Regions from separate parts of the Homo sapiens genome. Here region 2 is linked to region 1. Evidence: chromatin loops called from intact Hi-C (ENCODE). Cell type or tissue: GM12878. All regions are shown on one strand.

Evidence for each region. A loop is a pair of places that touch in the nucleus more often than their neighbours do. Peaks named below come from ENCODE experiments on the same cell type or tissue, not always from the same donor. Only the 100,000 strongest peaks of a DNase experiment are listed, where the experiment ranks them.
Region 2: it touches region 1 in a loop (5-fold over the local background); 45 of 110 quality-filtered maps call a loop at or near these places.

The regions. Positions count from the first base shown.
Region 1 is chr6:16,328,473-16,336,472 of GRCh38, reverse strand. All of the region lies in intron 6 of ATXN1 (ataxin 1), which reads left to right. Among named protein-coding and RNA genes, the nearest start is that of GMPR, 94 kb to the right of the region's middle. RefSeq lists a silencer at 4,081-4,375 and an enhancer at 4,081-4,375. In GM12878, CTCF peaks have their summits at 4,186 (motif pointing left) and 4,965 (motif pointing right); DNase peaks (open chromatin) are centred at 4,192 and 4,948; H3K27ac peaks cover 632 bases.
Region 2 is chr6:16,961,566-16,969,565 of GRCh38, reverse strand. No RefSeq gene overlaps it. Among named protein-coding and RNA genes, the nearest start is that of STMND1, 140 kb to the left of the region's middle. In GM12878, a CTCF peak has its summit at 4,491 (motif pointing right); a DNase peak (open chromatin) is centred at 4,525.

The sequences.
Region 1 (8,000 bases):
GGAAATACAAACATCCTGACCTCTCTTCCTTGGTCACTGATCAGTCTCTTCCTTACTGAACGTCTCACCAGCTGCAGTTCTTGATTAGTCAACATGGTGCAGAGGTCCCCTAGACATCTTTTCCCCTACTTATCCCTGTGCATTCTGTCCCTTTTCTACATGAAAAATAAATAGGCATATTTGCTATGAGGCTGCCATCGCCATAGCCAGGAGGTGAGTGTAACCCGCATCATGGTTGGGTAGACTAAGAAAGTGATTTCCAGTGCTAGTTCTACCTCTGACTGTATGGCCTTGGGAAAACCTCAGTGTCCTTATCTGGAAAATGGAGATAATAATACAAACCTCACAAATTTGTTATGAAGAGTAAATGAGATATTTAAGTAAGGTTCTTGGCATGTATAATAAGTAATCAATAAATGGAAGATATTTGGATTGGTTTCTTAGGGCTGCCATAATAAATTACCAAAACATATCGTGGCTTAAAACAACAGAAAAGTATTCTCTAACACTCCTGGAGGCTTGAAGTCTAAAATTAAGGTGCTGGTGGAGCCATGTTCCCTTCATAGGCTCTAGGGGATAATCTTTCCTTGCTTCTTGCTGCTTCTAGTAGCTTCGGGTGATCCTTGGCTTGGGACTGCGTCATTCCAGTCTCTCTGCCTCTGCCTCCACAGGGCCTTTGCCTCTGTACATCTCACATCTTTCTCTGCCTTTCTCTTATAAGGACATTTGTCTTTGAATTGAGGGCCCACCTGGATCATCCAGCATGATCTCATTTCCAAATCCATAATTACATCTGCAAAGACCCTTTTTCCAAATAAAGCCATTCCCAGGTTCTGAGTGGGCATAACTTTTAGGGATCTACCATTCAACCCACTGTCCTTCCTTATTCATGATAAAAATTAAGATACATAAAATTATTTATTTTTTATGTCCTTAGGCCCTCGTGTGGACTCCTTCTAGCTTGGATTACGAGCTTTCATTTCTTGCTTTTTCTCTTCTCACTCACTACACTTCCGTGAAGAGCAAGATCCCATGTCCCAGGGGTGCAGAGCCGAGAAGGGAAACCCGAGCGCGTTGGGGCGAGGCTCTCAGACAGCATCTTCTACAAAGTTGTGCCAGGTCCCAGCTCGCCTCTCTGGTGGTTTCTGGCCTGGATGTCTCTAGACAGGGCCTTCAGTCCCCTTCAGGAGCCTCCTCATTTTGGGCCAAGAGGCCTGCCCCATGAAGCTCCACGCTTAGATAGACATGGAAGAGAAGGTCAATAGTCAGTTTCCACTGAGGACACAGCAAGAAGAAATTGTGACAGTAGACTGGGATGACAAGCCAGCCACCTTGACACAGAGTGGAATCACAGTCTCAGAATGTTCCTAATGGCAAAAAAATGTAGAGTAAGTAGTTCGAACACCCAACCAGGGCAGGGACCCCTACCCCATATCCCTGAGTTTCTATCCTGACCCTTGGGGTGACCCAGAGATCCCTGACTCATGAGGCAGCCCAGTCCATTTTTAACCATTCTCATTGCTTCCTAATGCTGCAGCTTTTTCTGTTCTTCCCCAGGGCACTCATTCCCAGTTGTCTCAGCTGTTACTCATCTGCTTGCCTCCAGACCTCTTGCGCAACTGATCACTCCCCCTAGACATGCCCCATCCTTCCCACGTGCCTTTGCAGCAGGATTTCAACTGTGGCTTTACCCGTGCCATCTATGGTTGCAGTATTTATTCCCTTATTCTGAACATTGTTTTCTTTCTCTTTTCTTGAGACAGGGTCTTGCTTTATCACCTAGGCTGGAGTGCAGTGGAGCAATCATGGCTCACTGCAGCCTCAACCTCCTGGGCTCAAGCAATCCTCCTGCCTTAGCCTCCTGGGTAGCTAGGACCACAGATGCAAACCACCATGCCTAGCTAATTTTTTTTATTTTTTGTAGAGACAGGATCTCGATATGTTGTCCAGGCTGGCCTTGAGCTCCTGGGCTCCCAAAGTGCTGGGATTACAGGTGTGAGCCACTGAACCCAGCCTGAACATTATATTTTTTTTAATGAAGGTTATAATTACTATACTTTTTAAGAACCCTACCAAATGGTTGTTCATATTGAGTGTATAGTCAAACAAAAACTTTCTGGGCTCTTTCATTGAAACCATTATTAAACCAGATCTCTTCAACCCTGCTAGTAGGCTAATTGAGCTGTTGAAACCAAGGGCAGGCATTTACATTTATTCTCATTGATCTTAATTTTCCTGGTTTGGTACCATCACTTCCGGCTTCTTAAGATATATTTGAATCTTATTCGCAACATATATCCCTTCTAGCCTTCTGTTACTTCGAAATATGATAACCAAAACACTGTATTAGTATTGAATAGAACAGAACTAAAAATAGAGTTCTGGCATACCATTTGCTTCACACTGACATTGAACAATTGAGGTCCCCGTCATACATACTAGAAACGGAATGAGTGTTTGATGAATGAATGTGTGATCCACTTTGGGGGCATGCCTGTTCAGTCAACCATAAAGGCATCTAATTATAGCTATCATCCAATCCACCTTTCTCCATTCTAGATACTCCAAGCATGTCGGGTTTGGACCTGTTTTTAATGCTTGGCCAAAATGAAGTGCTTTCTGCCAGTGCACCACACAGGCCTTCCAGTTTAGTGATGTAATAAAGCTGGAAGGAGATTGGTGAGTCAGCACTTTGAGAATCCTTGACATGCCCAAGTAACCTCTGTCCTCACACCCAGGTATTCTGCCCTCTTCAGTGTTTGCATACGTAGTTTTTCCAGTCCTGGCACAAGCTCATCAGCCTGCTCTTCCTCTTCTTTAAAGCTGAAACCGTGCCCTGTTTGTCCATAGATATACAGGCCAGGCAGCCATGGGTTCATTCAAACTGAGAAGCACAGGATTGGGGGTGTAGGAAAAGCAACCCATTTTCTTGCCCTAGGTTTAAGATGTATTTTTAGGAGTTTATATATCAAATTCTAAGAGCATCTTCCATTCTGAGCAGTTGGCTGCTATTTACTGGACTTGCAGTCAGTGGGCATATATTCCCCACATCCCTAGCACAGAAGCATCTCATTTTCCTATCACTTCCCAAGCAGTCTGAATCCATGGTAATAGCAAAAAATTTCTCGAAATGAAATTATAGCAAAGAAAGAAGTGTGGAGCTTCCTTTGTTAAATTTCATTTTTCTTCCTGGGAATGATTGAGTTGTGTATAAAATTTATGATAATAGCCTTTTTAAAGTATATTTCTCTGCAGTTGTGTAAAGAACCAGAAGAAAAGCAGCATTTGTTATTTGCAGCCGTATTAGGTTTAGATGACCCCAGAGGAAGCAGTGGAGCATCACCTAAATATTAGATGTTTATCTCCGAGGCTCCATCAACTCTGTGTTTACGTACAACACCTAGTTTGGTTTCCCAGTGCCTGCTCCATTAGGAAGAGGCTAGAGATGTTTAATTTGCTTAAGAGTTTAGCAGTAGAAAATTTAATCGGATAGCTGCTAGGGTTTCTCAAACCTTACTGTGCATAGAATCATCTGGATATCTTGTTAAAATGCAGGACTGGGTGGGGCCTGAGAGTCTGCATTTCCAGCAAACTTGCAGAGGATGCTGATGTCACGGGTCGGAGGACCACACTTCGACTAGCAAAGCCTTATACCACTGGGCTAAATTTAGAAATTATGATAGAGAGATAGTTAATGTAGCTCTAAAGCGGCTTAAGATGAATGTATTCAGAACAGTGATTATCAGGCAAACCATGGGTAGCAAACTCTAAATACATTTGTCTTGATTCATCTATTAACTCTCCCTCCAATTTCCCTTTTCCAATAGGAATGTTTAAACAGTGCGATCTGCATATGTGGCTCTCTGGTAATTTGGCATTGATATAATTGTGCATGGCCCCATGTTTGGAAGAAATCTTTTTGTTGTGGCAGGTGCTTCCAGAGATAAACTCCTCGGGGGTCCCCTGGGAGGGCAATTCAGGACACAGAGGCCAGTTGTCTGCAACTAGAGACTCTAAGAGCAGAAATCCCACTCTCCTTTTTTCTTTTTTCTTCTTTCGTTTCTTTTTCTCTCTTCCTTATTTTCCAAATCTACTTTTCCACCTTCATAAGTTACTTCTTTGTTGTTTAGTCCCATGATCACCCGATAGACCAGGAATGTGGTGCCATCCTGGGGCGCCCTCTGGTGGTTCATTGAAAATACAGCAAGACCCAATCTCTACCCGTGGGTTTCCCCTTATCAGTACTGAAAGCTTACGGGGCCCAGAGAAGGGACACATACCTCAGCGTTAGAGAGCCCTGTCTGCTCCGTGCTGCACTGGTAAATAGCCCTAAATGTAGGAGGAGGATGGGTGGAAACTTTTATCGGTTTGGCCCCAGCTCGCTGCAACTGCTGTCTTAATCATTGTGTCCTTGATTTCTCATTGGCAATCTCTGGAAAAGATGCTGTTTATCAATGGATAAGTTTTCAGAAGAATAAATTTGGATTTGTGTGTTAAGGCCAATATGTCTTAGCAATCATTTCGCAGAAGACCAGTCCAGTGAGTCTTCAGGGCTGACTAAGCCGATGTCTCTCAAATAAACAGTATAATTAAACCTGAGCACTACTGAGAACCAAGTCAGCATTCTTTTTCAAATTTACGAAAGCTGGCTTCCTAAAGAAGTACCTTCAGAGGAGTTTTCTAGTTTTGTGTATTGTGCATTCAATTGTACAGGCAATGTTACATTTGCATTGCTAATAGACCCTTCCTGAATGTGTTTGACATTTTACTTGGCTTTGAAAGGACTTTTATGCCGCTGCTTTTTCTTCCCTAGTGCTGCCTTGGGCTAATTAACCTATTCCCTTACTGGCTGGGCCTACTATATGCAAATGTTCTCATTTTGCATTCTGACACATCACTCTTGCATAAATATCCCTCATGAAACCCTGTGGGGTTTTATTGGATCAGTGCTGCAGGAGGGCCAGCAGGGGGCGCATGGACTGGTTCTCTCTGAGTAGGTCTCACGCATGAGTTTTCCTTGCTCGTTGGTATGGAAATGTGGGAGCGTTTGGCATTCCCTTTCTTAAGAGTGAGTCTTGAAATTTAAAGATAAAAGTTCATTATTAGAACTTCTTTTTACAAGGGAAGGCTGTACAGAACACAGTTATTTGTCACTTACAAAAACCCTAGGTGGGCAGGGCGCAGTGGCTCACGCCTGTAATCCCAGCACTTTGGGAGGTAGAGGCTGGTGGATCATTTGAGGTCAGGAGTTCGAGACCAGCCTGGCCAACATGGTGAAACTCCGCCTCTACTAAAAATACAAAAATTAGCCAGGCATGGCGGCAGCCGCCTATAATCCCAGCTACTCAGGAGGCTGAGGCAGGAGAATCGCTTGAACCCGGGAGGCGGAGGTTGCAGTGAGCCGAGATTGGCACATTGCCCTCCAGCCTGGGCGACAGAGTGAGACTCCATCTCAAAAAAAAAACACCTGGGTTGCGAGAGTAAATAAGTGACATTACTCCTTCAACACTTCATTTCTTCAGCATAAGTGTTTTAGGGTTTTTTTAACCTTATTTTTCATTTCCGTCCCAGTCTTTAAGCGCCTCTCTTGTCATATGAGAAATTCTATTCTTACTGAAATGTCCTTTGATATCGAGACACCAAATTTCTAAACCTGCACCTTCCTAGATATCTGATCAAAATCATTAAGGATTGAGAACTTTCTGTTGTATCATTTGTCATTTCATTATGATGTTCATTGATGATGTTGGAGCAAAACCAATAAGGGCCATTAAATCATTGCCCCTTCCAAGCTGGCTGCAGTGGCTCATGCCTGTAATCCCAGCACCGGGAGGCCAAGTGGGTGGATCACTGAGGCCTGTTCAAGACCAGCCTGGCCAACATGGCAAAACCCCACCTCTACAAAAAGTACAAAAATTAGCCGGGTGTGGTGGCGTGCACCTGTAGTCCCAGCTACCTGGGAGGCTGAGGTGGGAGGATCACTTGAGCCCAGGAGGCACAGGTTGCAGCAAGCCGAGATCACGCCACTGCACTTCAGTCTGAGCAACGAAGCAAGACCTTTTCAAAAAAAAAAAAAAAAAAAGGAAGGAAGGAAGGAAAAAAATCATTGCCCCCTCTAAAAAATAGTTACAAAGTAGGGGGCAGAGTAGAGAAAGGGGGTTATGTTTCAGTAGGGATTTCAGTGTTGCTCCAACATGGACAAGGATTGAATGCTGAAGGCCGCTACTTTATTGTGTTTGTTTTAAAATCGGATCATTGGCTACACACAGTGGCTCATGCCTGGAATCCTAGCACTTTGGGAGGCCAAGGAAGGAGGATTTCTTGAGGCCAGGATTTCAAGACCAGCCTGGTTAACATAGCAAGACCCCATCTCTCCAAAGAAAGAAAGAAAGAAAGAAAGAAAATCAGATCATTGAAAAGAGGGTCTGGATGTGAGATACCAAAACCCAAGGGTGTGGAATTCCCAAAGCCCAATCCCACAGCTCTCAGAATCACAGCATGTTGCACTGTGCATACCTACAGCTGCTACCTGTGGAAGCAATCACATCCGCTGCTTGCTAGCCTGGGTCATGTCAGTTCCACTGATATTTGGCCTCTTGTCTGTTGGGCATTGGTTTGCCCACACAGCAGCAGTAACTCAGACTTCAGTGGTTAGTAAGAGACTGAGATACTTGACCATAAGAACTGGCTCCAGGGTCACCATTTGTATGTCCAGGTTTGAACACACTGATCTGATTTGTCTGAAAGAGCTGTCGTCTCTAGTGTTAATGGCGAGTTGTTACTTTCCAATGAGAAAGGGGACGGTGTGAAGGGGAACTTCAATGACAACTTGAAAAGGAAGAGAGAGATGGACAAACCAAGCATGTAACCCACTGAGAAAACATTCAGTGCACTAGCCCTATTTTTGTATGGTATTTGGGTTTTTTAACCATAATCAAATTCGGTTTTTAACAGTCTCACTCCGTCATCATATGAGTGGCTGTACTGGGAATTCTTTTGAAACTTGCAGAGAACAGGATTATTTCTGGCGGCCTCTGCTGAGTTGGCGTGTGTGTGTGTGTTTGTGTGTGTGTGTATTAGGGAGAGGAAATCGTAGGTCCAGTGTGGACCCAGAGCTAAGGGGAATCTTGGAGAGTAGTGGCTCTGGCAGATGAGGATTCAGAAATCGAGTGCAAGGACTGTTCTGGACTTTCACTGCTAACCTGCTTTTTCTCAGTGCCTGGCTCTGAGGGCAGGGTCCAGCTGGTGTCATGCTCTCCAAGGGCTTCATTTTATGTTCCAGCCAGGCAAAGGAGAGGTGAGAAATGGAACCAACATTTCTGAAAAGGAAATTTAAGAACTGCATCATCTGCCCTTGAAGAAGAAAAGGAGAAAAAAAAACAGGAGAGAGGGTATTGAGAACATCTTAGGGGAGTTGTTAACTCCATTAAAAAATATATGTGTTACAGTGTTCACTTGCCCAGTGTCTTCATAATCTTCCTTTATAATGTGCAGCTGCCACGGCTAGTGTTTTTGTTTTTGTTGTTGTTGTTTTGTTTCGTTTTTGGAGACAGAGTGTCGCTCTGTTGCCCAGGCTGGAGTACAATGGTGCAATCTCGGCTCACTGCAACCTCTGCCTCCTGGGTTCAAGCAATTCTCCTGCCTCAGCCTCTCAAGTAGCTGGGACTACAGCCGTGTGCCAGCTAATGTTACACCAGGCTAAATTTGTTTTTTATTTTTTATTTTTGGTAGAGACGGGGTTTCACCATGTTAGCCAGGATGGTCTTAATCTCCTGACCTCGTGATCTGCCTGCCTCGGCCTCCCAAAGTGTTGGCTAGTGTTTTCTCTGCTTCAGTGCTTGGGGTATGATTGGGTTATGGGAGTTCACACCGAGTCCAGGGCCTAGTCTTAATCTTGCCAAAGATGTTCTTTCCCCGGTGCTCATGTTCTGATGTCCTTTCCCTCCTTCCCTTTCTCCTCCCTTTCCTTTTCCCTTTGTCACTGCCCTCTTCCCTTTCCC
Region 2 (8,000 bases), 630 kb before region 1:
AGTTTGGAAATCAGAAAACCCCTCTGGAGATTAGTAATTTGGAGATTTCACTCAGCCCAAATTAAAAAAAAAAATCCTTCAGAATTGAAGTACCTCTTTGTTTCATCATAGCAGGCCTGGTGGCACTCAGGCGGGTCTTGCCTCCCTGTACAGGCTCATTCTAACTACCAGCCACAAGGCGTCTGACCACAGAGGGTTAAAAGCCTAAGAAGCAGCAAGGATGCTTGAAAACCACCTTCACATTAGGGAGAGCAAGTCACATCCAAGGCTGCAGAAAAGTGTGTCTGCTTGAAGAATGTCAGTCACTTTTGTTTTAAGAGACACAGACAGCACTTAAAGGCTGTCAATCATTTCTTATGAGAGGAGACAAGAAACTTTTAACATATGAATTGCCAATATTTTCTACAGTAAATTAGAAATATATATATATATATATATATATATATATATATATATATATATATATATTTAGTACATGTGAAAAATTATTATCTGCCAGCTTGGGCCATGTCTTTTCCATGAGACTATTTGGAGTAGCATTTACTACCTGTCAGATTTTTTTTTAAGTTTAAATAGATGTATTAAAACATAAAGAAAAGGATCTGGTCTGACCCCCCTTGACTGTAATGCTCTGTAGTCAACTTGGAAACTGACAATTTGCTAAAGTAAGAAGCTGTCCTGCTGGACAAAGTTGACGTCCAAATAGTGCTGTCTGCTACAGCAGCCACCAGATACATGGGGCCATTTAAATTTAATTAAAATTCAATAAAACGTTCGTTGCAGTCACACCAGCTTCATTTCAAGTGCTCAATAGCCCCATGTGGTTAAGTGGCTACTGTACTGAACAGCACAGATAGAACATATTTCCGTGATCACAAAAAGTTCTCTTGGACAATGATGTTTTGACTCTCGCTACTCAAAGTATGCCTTGAACCAGCAACATCAGCATTGCCTGAGAGCAGCACTGGCTTCCTGGCACATGACCTGAGCAGAGGTGTAGGGCTTTGCGCTCAGGAACTGTTTGAGACTGTTGCCCAGCCTGGTCTTGAACTCTGGGGCTCAAGCGATCTGCCTGTCTTGGCCTCCTAAAGTGCTGGGATTACAGGTGTGAGCTACTTTGCCCAGCTCTGCGTTTTCATAAAATTATAGTTTATACTTTTTGTCCAATTTCTATTGGCGTTTCTGTATTTTTCCTGTTGATTTGAGAAACCACTAAACCACTAACCACTTGCTTTAGTGCTTTGTCATCGCCATCTTGGAATTGTTAATGATTTTTGAACAAGGAGTCCTGTATTTTGCACTGGGCTCCACAAATTATGTAGCCAGTCCTACTTGAGAGCTTGCTCCAAATGCAGAGGCTCAGGCCTCACCACCCACCTACTGAATCAGAATCTACATGTAACAAGGCCACCAGCTGAATCTTCGGGACATTAAACTTTGAAAACACGATCCAGAAGTGTAGTCTTCAAACATTTTAAGTATATGTAACTTTTTCTTCAAATTGATTACGTTTCTTTTAAAATTAAATTTGCACAGAGCCAAATATATAGAATAGATTAAAATAATTATGCCTTTTAGTCAATTTATATAGTCATGGTTTGGCTATGAATAATAACTGGTTGTTTTTGGATTTGGGGGTTTGTGTGGAAGAGCTTGAATGCCACTAATCTAGATGGCACTGGCTGGAGACAGTTTATGATGTTGAGACACCCCCAATTCTATAACCACAGAGAACTGGGAAACCCCAGGTGAGCCAGCTGTCTTGGAATAAACAGACAAATCGCACCTATGATAACCATAGTATTACATAATCTTTGTATGTAACATTAGCCAACACATATTAGTGTATTCGAGAGCTCCCAGTTGGTGCTAAGCTCTTTACTACATTACCTCATTTAATCTTCACAACTCTATAAAAGAGGTTAAGATTGCCTCTTATGCAAGAGTAAGTGGAGGCTTAGACTGGCTAAGTAACTTACCCAGGCAGAGACAGCATTTGAACCCAGGATTAGGGAGGGATGAGTGAGTTACTCAATGTGGGTGTAAAATTGAAGAGAGCAGCAAAACATTTAGTAATCAAGATAAATAATATCTGAATTCAGTATTTGAAAAAATTAAGATGAATGCAAGAATACCCATAATGAGCAAACTTTCATCATTTTAAGTAAAGACGACAGGCTGCTGTCCTTGGCTTGATTTATGACGCTGTATTATTGTGCAATGGGAATCAGCCTGTCTGATGAGTCCACGGCTCCATGGCATCACATGGATATGGAGTACCCAGCCAGGTTGATGAGTGTTGACAATAGTGCATGAACAGATTGGGCAACACAGGCTTTATATATAGTCATTGATTTCTGATTGTAGAGATTTTATTAACTTTTTCCATTTTGTTCAGAATAGGGGTGGATGTTTTGATAAGTGTGTATAGGAGGCCACATTTTCCCTTTTGCCTCAGATTCCAATGTGCATTGCTGCTGCTCAGCTTTTTCAGATTCCAGAGACCGGGTCAAATGCCTACTTCTGCCCACACCATTGATTCACAATCCTGGCTGCCCATGACACTCACTGAGGGAGTCATGAAAACAGCTCCATGCCTGGGGCCCATCCCCAGAGGCCACTTCCCTTTGTCTGGGTGGTTCAGAATGGGGCCTGACATTGGGTTTGTTGCAGAACTCTCCAGTTTATTCCAATGTGTGGCCAAGGTTGACGATGACTTTGCTACATTACACTGCCTTTCTTGAAGGATCACAGGAGGCTAGCACACAAAATGCAACTCTCTCTGAGCATAAGGTAAGGTGAGGTCAGCTGGAAAGCACATGTGCTTCCAGCTCGGAATAAGAATTGTGGCATTTTAGATCTAGATGGTGCCTTAGGAGTCAGAATGTTTGAGCTAAAAGGACCTGGAATTAGATTGCCAATTTCACTGATGAGTAAACAGAAACTCAGAAAAGTTACCCCAACTTGCTAACAAGAGGCAGAGAGACAACAGGAGCAAAAGGCTCCTGACCTCAGCCCGAGCCCTTTTCAAGGAACCCATCAGAGAAAAAACACTTTCGGCTCTCACCAAAAAGAAATGAAAGCAGCCACCAGCATCCATAGCTCTCCTCCAAACATAAGAATCTACTTAATTCAGTGTTTTAAAATTTTCTTTTCCAGAATAAACCTGATTAATCCAAATCCCCATTTATAAAGTGACAATTTGCAGGCCAAATGGTTTTTCTGATCCATACTATGTTTTCAAAAGTTGATCCAGGCCGGGCGCGGTGGCTTATGCCTGTAATTCCAGCACTTTGGGAGGCCGAGGTGGGCAGATCACCTGAGGTCAGGAGTTCAAGACCAGCCTGGCCAACTTGGTGAAACCCCGTTATCTACTAAAAACACAAAAATTAGCCAGATGTGGTGATGGGCGCCTGTAATCCCAGCTACTTGGAAGGCTGAGGCAGGAGAATTGCTTGAACTGGGAGGCGGAGGTTGCAGTGACCCAAGATCTTGCCATTGCACTCCAGCCTGGGCAACAGGAGTGAAACTCTGTCTCAAAAAAAAAAAAAAAAAAAAGTCGATCCAACATTTAAACATGGGGAGATTTTCCATTACATTTTACATAATGTATATGCTTCTACTGAATACCTGGAATACTTGGCAATATCCCTGACGGTAGCACCGGCCAGAGCTGAGTCATTGCTGCCTATTGTAAAGAGGCCCAAGCCCTCCTATTTTTGTTACAGCCTCCACTACTTCCAATCCTAGTCATGACTCTAGGCTGTCTAAATGTCACCGAAAAATTTAAAATTGAAGTCGACATCTCGGAAATGCCAGAATCCCCCACCCAGTCTGTTTTATGCATTCACGTTAACTGTTAGGCCCCGGTGGCATTTGAGCTTGCAACCCTGATTTTGTCATGATAGGTCCACAACGCACCAAACGCTGGGGCAGAAAGAGCAGCCCAGGCTGCGTGGTGAGGCTATTTTTCTGCAGCGGAGACCTGAGGAGGTCTTTTACGAAGGCTTATGAGGGCAGGACCTTCTATTCCTGGTTTCCCTACCACATCGCTTGGTTTTCAGTTGCATCTATAAACCCCAAACTATTCAACATTTTTTTTTTTCATTCAAAATCTTTGTTCTATGTCATCAAGGTTTTTCTTCCTGCCTGATTTGTTTGTGCTCTTCTCCTATCCCAGAATGCCCTCCCTCTTTTTATCTGAAGTCCAATCATCCTTCTAGGCTCAGCTTCCTGGATTACTCTGATCCGTGTGGGTCTCTCCCTTCTAGGAAACTCGTATGACCTCAAGTCGATAGAGAAACCGTATGTTCCTTTTATTTCCCCAGGTCAGAGGATAAGCTCCTTAGATTTGCCTGTGTGTAATTCCTTTGAATCCTCCCTAACACCCAGGACCGGACTGGGTACACAGACCATGGTGTGACCCAGGGTCCCCTCTACTTTCCTCCAGCCGGTCGGAACAGGCGATGCAGCTCCCACTACCAGCCACGAGAGGTCGCTCATCCACACACATCTTGCCCTGCCCAGGTTCCGTGCTGCACGTAGATTACTCGAGCCTCTGGAAGTAGGGCAGGCTAATTTATCTCCTCTCCAACACAGCCTCGGGCCATCAGAGCCTCTGATGTCAGGGTCCCTGCCGTGCAAGCTGCAGAATGAAAACACTGCAAATAAGAAAGGTCACTGCATCCGCTCTGCACATTTACTTCTCACCTGAAATCTCTGCCTCGCTAGCAACATGCCAGCTCAGGCTCGGAAGATTTTCCCAACTCAGTATTCCAGCAGGAGGGAGAAGAAATCTGTGACTACTGCATGTATTATGGGTGTGCTTTTACAGATTATTGCATCAAGTCCATGGTCCAGCAATGTGCCAAGAAAGGGTTCCATGCTCTTTCTTCTGCTCCGATCCCCAGGGAGTTTCTGACCAGAGCACTGATACTCCGACTCTGTTCTGCTTTTGCTACTGCTGTTCTCCACTAATAACAACACTGACCTTTTAAAACAGGCCTTCTCGAATGAGCCAGCCTTAAAGTAGAGGTAGTGGCCAGGTGTTATTTCAGAGATTTGATGAATCCAAAGCAGCAACATGAAGGGAGCACACTAATTCCAAAAATGGGATAGATGCCACAGGAAGGTGGGAGAGCAAAAAATGTAGGTACCTAAGGTAATACCAACCACGCATGCCCAAGTACCCAGCATGGTGTCACGTTGGCATGGCAGACCAGAATGCCGACACTGGTTGAGTCTGAGTGATTGTAAAGGTTTAGCAAGGAAATGTGTCAGTCAGAGAGATTCAAATAGGTGTCCAGAGACTGGGAAGGAAGGTAGCATAGAGCTCTGCCTGGAAGCCCTGGACTCCAAAGCCCCAAGCACAGGCTTTCTGGGCTGGCTAACACGTTTCAAGACGGTCTCTAAGGAGCATTCAGACCTACTGGCAAACCTTAAAGGAAAGTCGAATTTGCCCATCGATTTCACCAGTCACTTGCACCATGATCAAAAAGATGTATTTATTAGTAGAGGCAGCACAGCGTCTGGGGAGCCGGACTCCCAAAGTGAGAATCAGAGTTCTGACATTGACTAGCCATGGCTTAAACTCTCCGAGCCTCAGTTTACACATCTGTTAAAAGGAGACTAATAACAGTACCTAAGCAAGGGTTACTATCAGGATTAAAATGCTTAGAACAGTACCCAATGCACAGCAAACACTTACGTAAATATAAGCTGTTATCACTAATGTTATTATTAATTTTGTTATCCATTCTGCACAAAACACACAGTGAATCCCCTATTTTCCAGGCCTGGCTGTGTCTGAAATAAAGAACACCAAAGAACTTTTTCAGAAATAGTGTCAATTTCATACCTAAGCAACGACAATGTCACTTTCAGTTCAGCAAGGCTCTCTCCTTTCCTATAGAGTGAAGTTGATAATTGTCTTAGAGCTACTTATTTCACTTTATCCTCCCACTCTTTAAAACAAGTCTAAAAAACTTGGGTGAGAACATATTCAACGATTCATTAATTCAACAAATATTTCCTGAGAGCCTGTTATGTGCCAAGCATTGTTTCAGGTGCTGGGATGTAGCAGCGAGGCAAATCCTCTGTCCTGCCCTAATGAGGGTTACATTCTGGTATGTGGGCACAGGCAAAAAAGGAGCAGGGAAGCAGATGAGGTAGTTCAGATAGTGTTGGATGCAATAAAGGAAATTAACAGGGTGACTTGGAGGGCCACACTGTTAATCTTACTTAAGATGGGATGATCAAGCAAAACATGTCTGGAAAATGACGTGTGAGCTAAGATCTGGAAGATGACAAGAACTAGACATGCAGACAGGCAGCCAGTGCACAGGTACAGAAAGTGGAAGGGACCCTGGGGTGAGAATGAACTTGGGCAATTCAAGGACAGAAAGAAGGCCTAGGGACAGAGTATAATGAAAAAGGGGCGTCTTTGTCCTGTAGTATTCTGCTGTAACAGAATTCAACAGACTGGATAATTTATAAAGAACTAAAATTTATTTCTTACAGTTCTGGAAGCTGGAAAGTCCAAGATGAAGGCACCAGCAGGTTTGGTGTCTGGTGAGAGCATGTCTCTGCTTCCAAGATGGTTCCTTAAACATTGAATCCTTCAGGGAGGAGGAACACTGTTCTTCATGTGGCTGACGACCAGAAGAGAGCAAACCCATAAACTCTTTTTTATAATGGCATTAATCCATTTGTGAGGGCCGAATCCTCATGACCTCAACATCTCCCATTAGGTCCCACCTCCTAACCCTGTTGTACTGGGAATTAAGCTTCCAACACATGAATTTGGAGGGGACAAAATATTCCAACCATAGCAAAAGGAGAATGGTATAGCATGAGTTTGGAGAACGAGGCAGTGGCCACATCACGTAGGGCCTTGTTCACTGGGGTAAGGTGTATAGATCTTATCCTGATGAGAAGCTATTGGTCTTGATCTATGCAGAGCAGAGTCGTGATCCAATTTATGTTTTAAAATGTGGGAGAAAGACTGGAAACAGTGAAACCATCTAGGAAATGAGAGATGATAATGGCTTGAACCAAGCTGGACATGGAGGTGATAGAGTGAAGCGGATGGATTTTAGATCAACTTTCAAGTTAAAACACAGAATTGCTGATAGTCTAACAGTGGAGGTTGAAGGAAAGGAAGAAATTAATGGTTATTTTGCAGGTTTTATACATGAGTGGGTGGTGGTGGCATTTACTAAGAAGCAAAGAAAATGAAAGAAGTAGACTGGGCTAGGGAAAGAAGGGTTTGGTTTTGCACATGATACATTTAATATGAATATTAGACATCCAAATGGAAATATCACATAGGCACTTGTCTATACAAATTTGAAGTTCAGAGAGGGGCTGGGTCTGAACATGCAAACCTGAGGGTCATCAGCAAATAGGGATCTAGAGCCAAATGCCCGACTGAGATTATTTCAGCAAGAAGGTGTTCTGGATACATTACGTAGCCATTTACCTGGGATGGGGAGTATGATTGAGCTCGCTGATAAGGAAGTCTCACAAGAGCTTCTACTAGAGTCAATTTCTTACTCCTAGCTCAGATGTGCAGACCCACACTGAAGATGAGGGAGAACCAGAGAAGAGGATTGTCTCTATTTTGTTTTTTATCCCTTCTTTTAAGCTTTTTATTCATCAGGAAAGTTTTTACTCAGTGCCAAATACACACTAATCAAACTGCTTTCCTGATTTCACACTGTGAGTATAACACTGGATAGAAATTATGGGGGGCAGATAAGATAAATAAATATGATTCCTTCCTGTCTGGAATTCAACCACACAGAAAGAAAGGAAATTACTAAGAGTCAAATAATCCAAGTAAGGCATTACATGAGTTCGGTGCAGGAAAGAGAAACCATGCTGTTTAGTTTGGGGAAAGATTGCTTTAGTAAACTAGGTGCAGAAAAAATTGTGGAAGGGCTGAAGAGTCTGCTCTCCACTGACCCTTGGAGACCACCTCCTAGAACATGATAGAACTG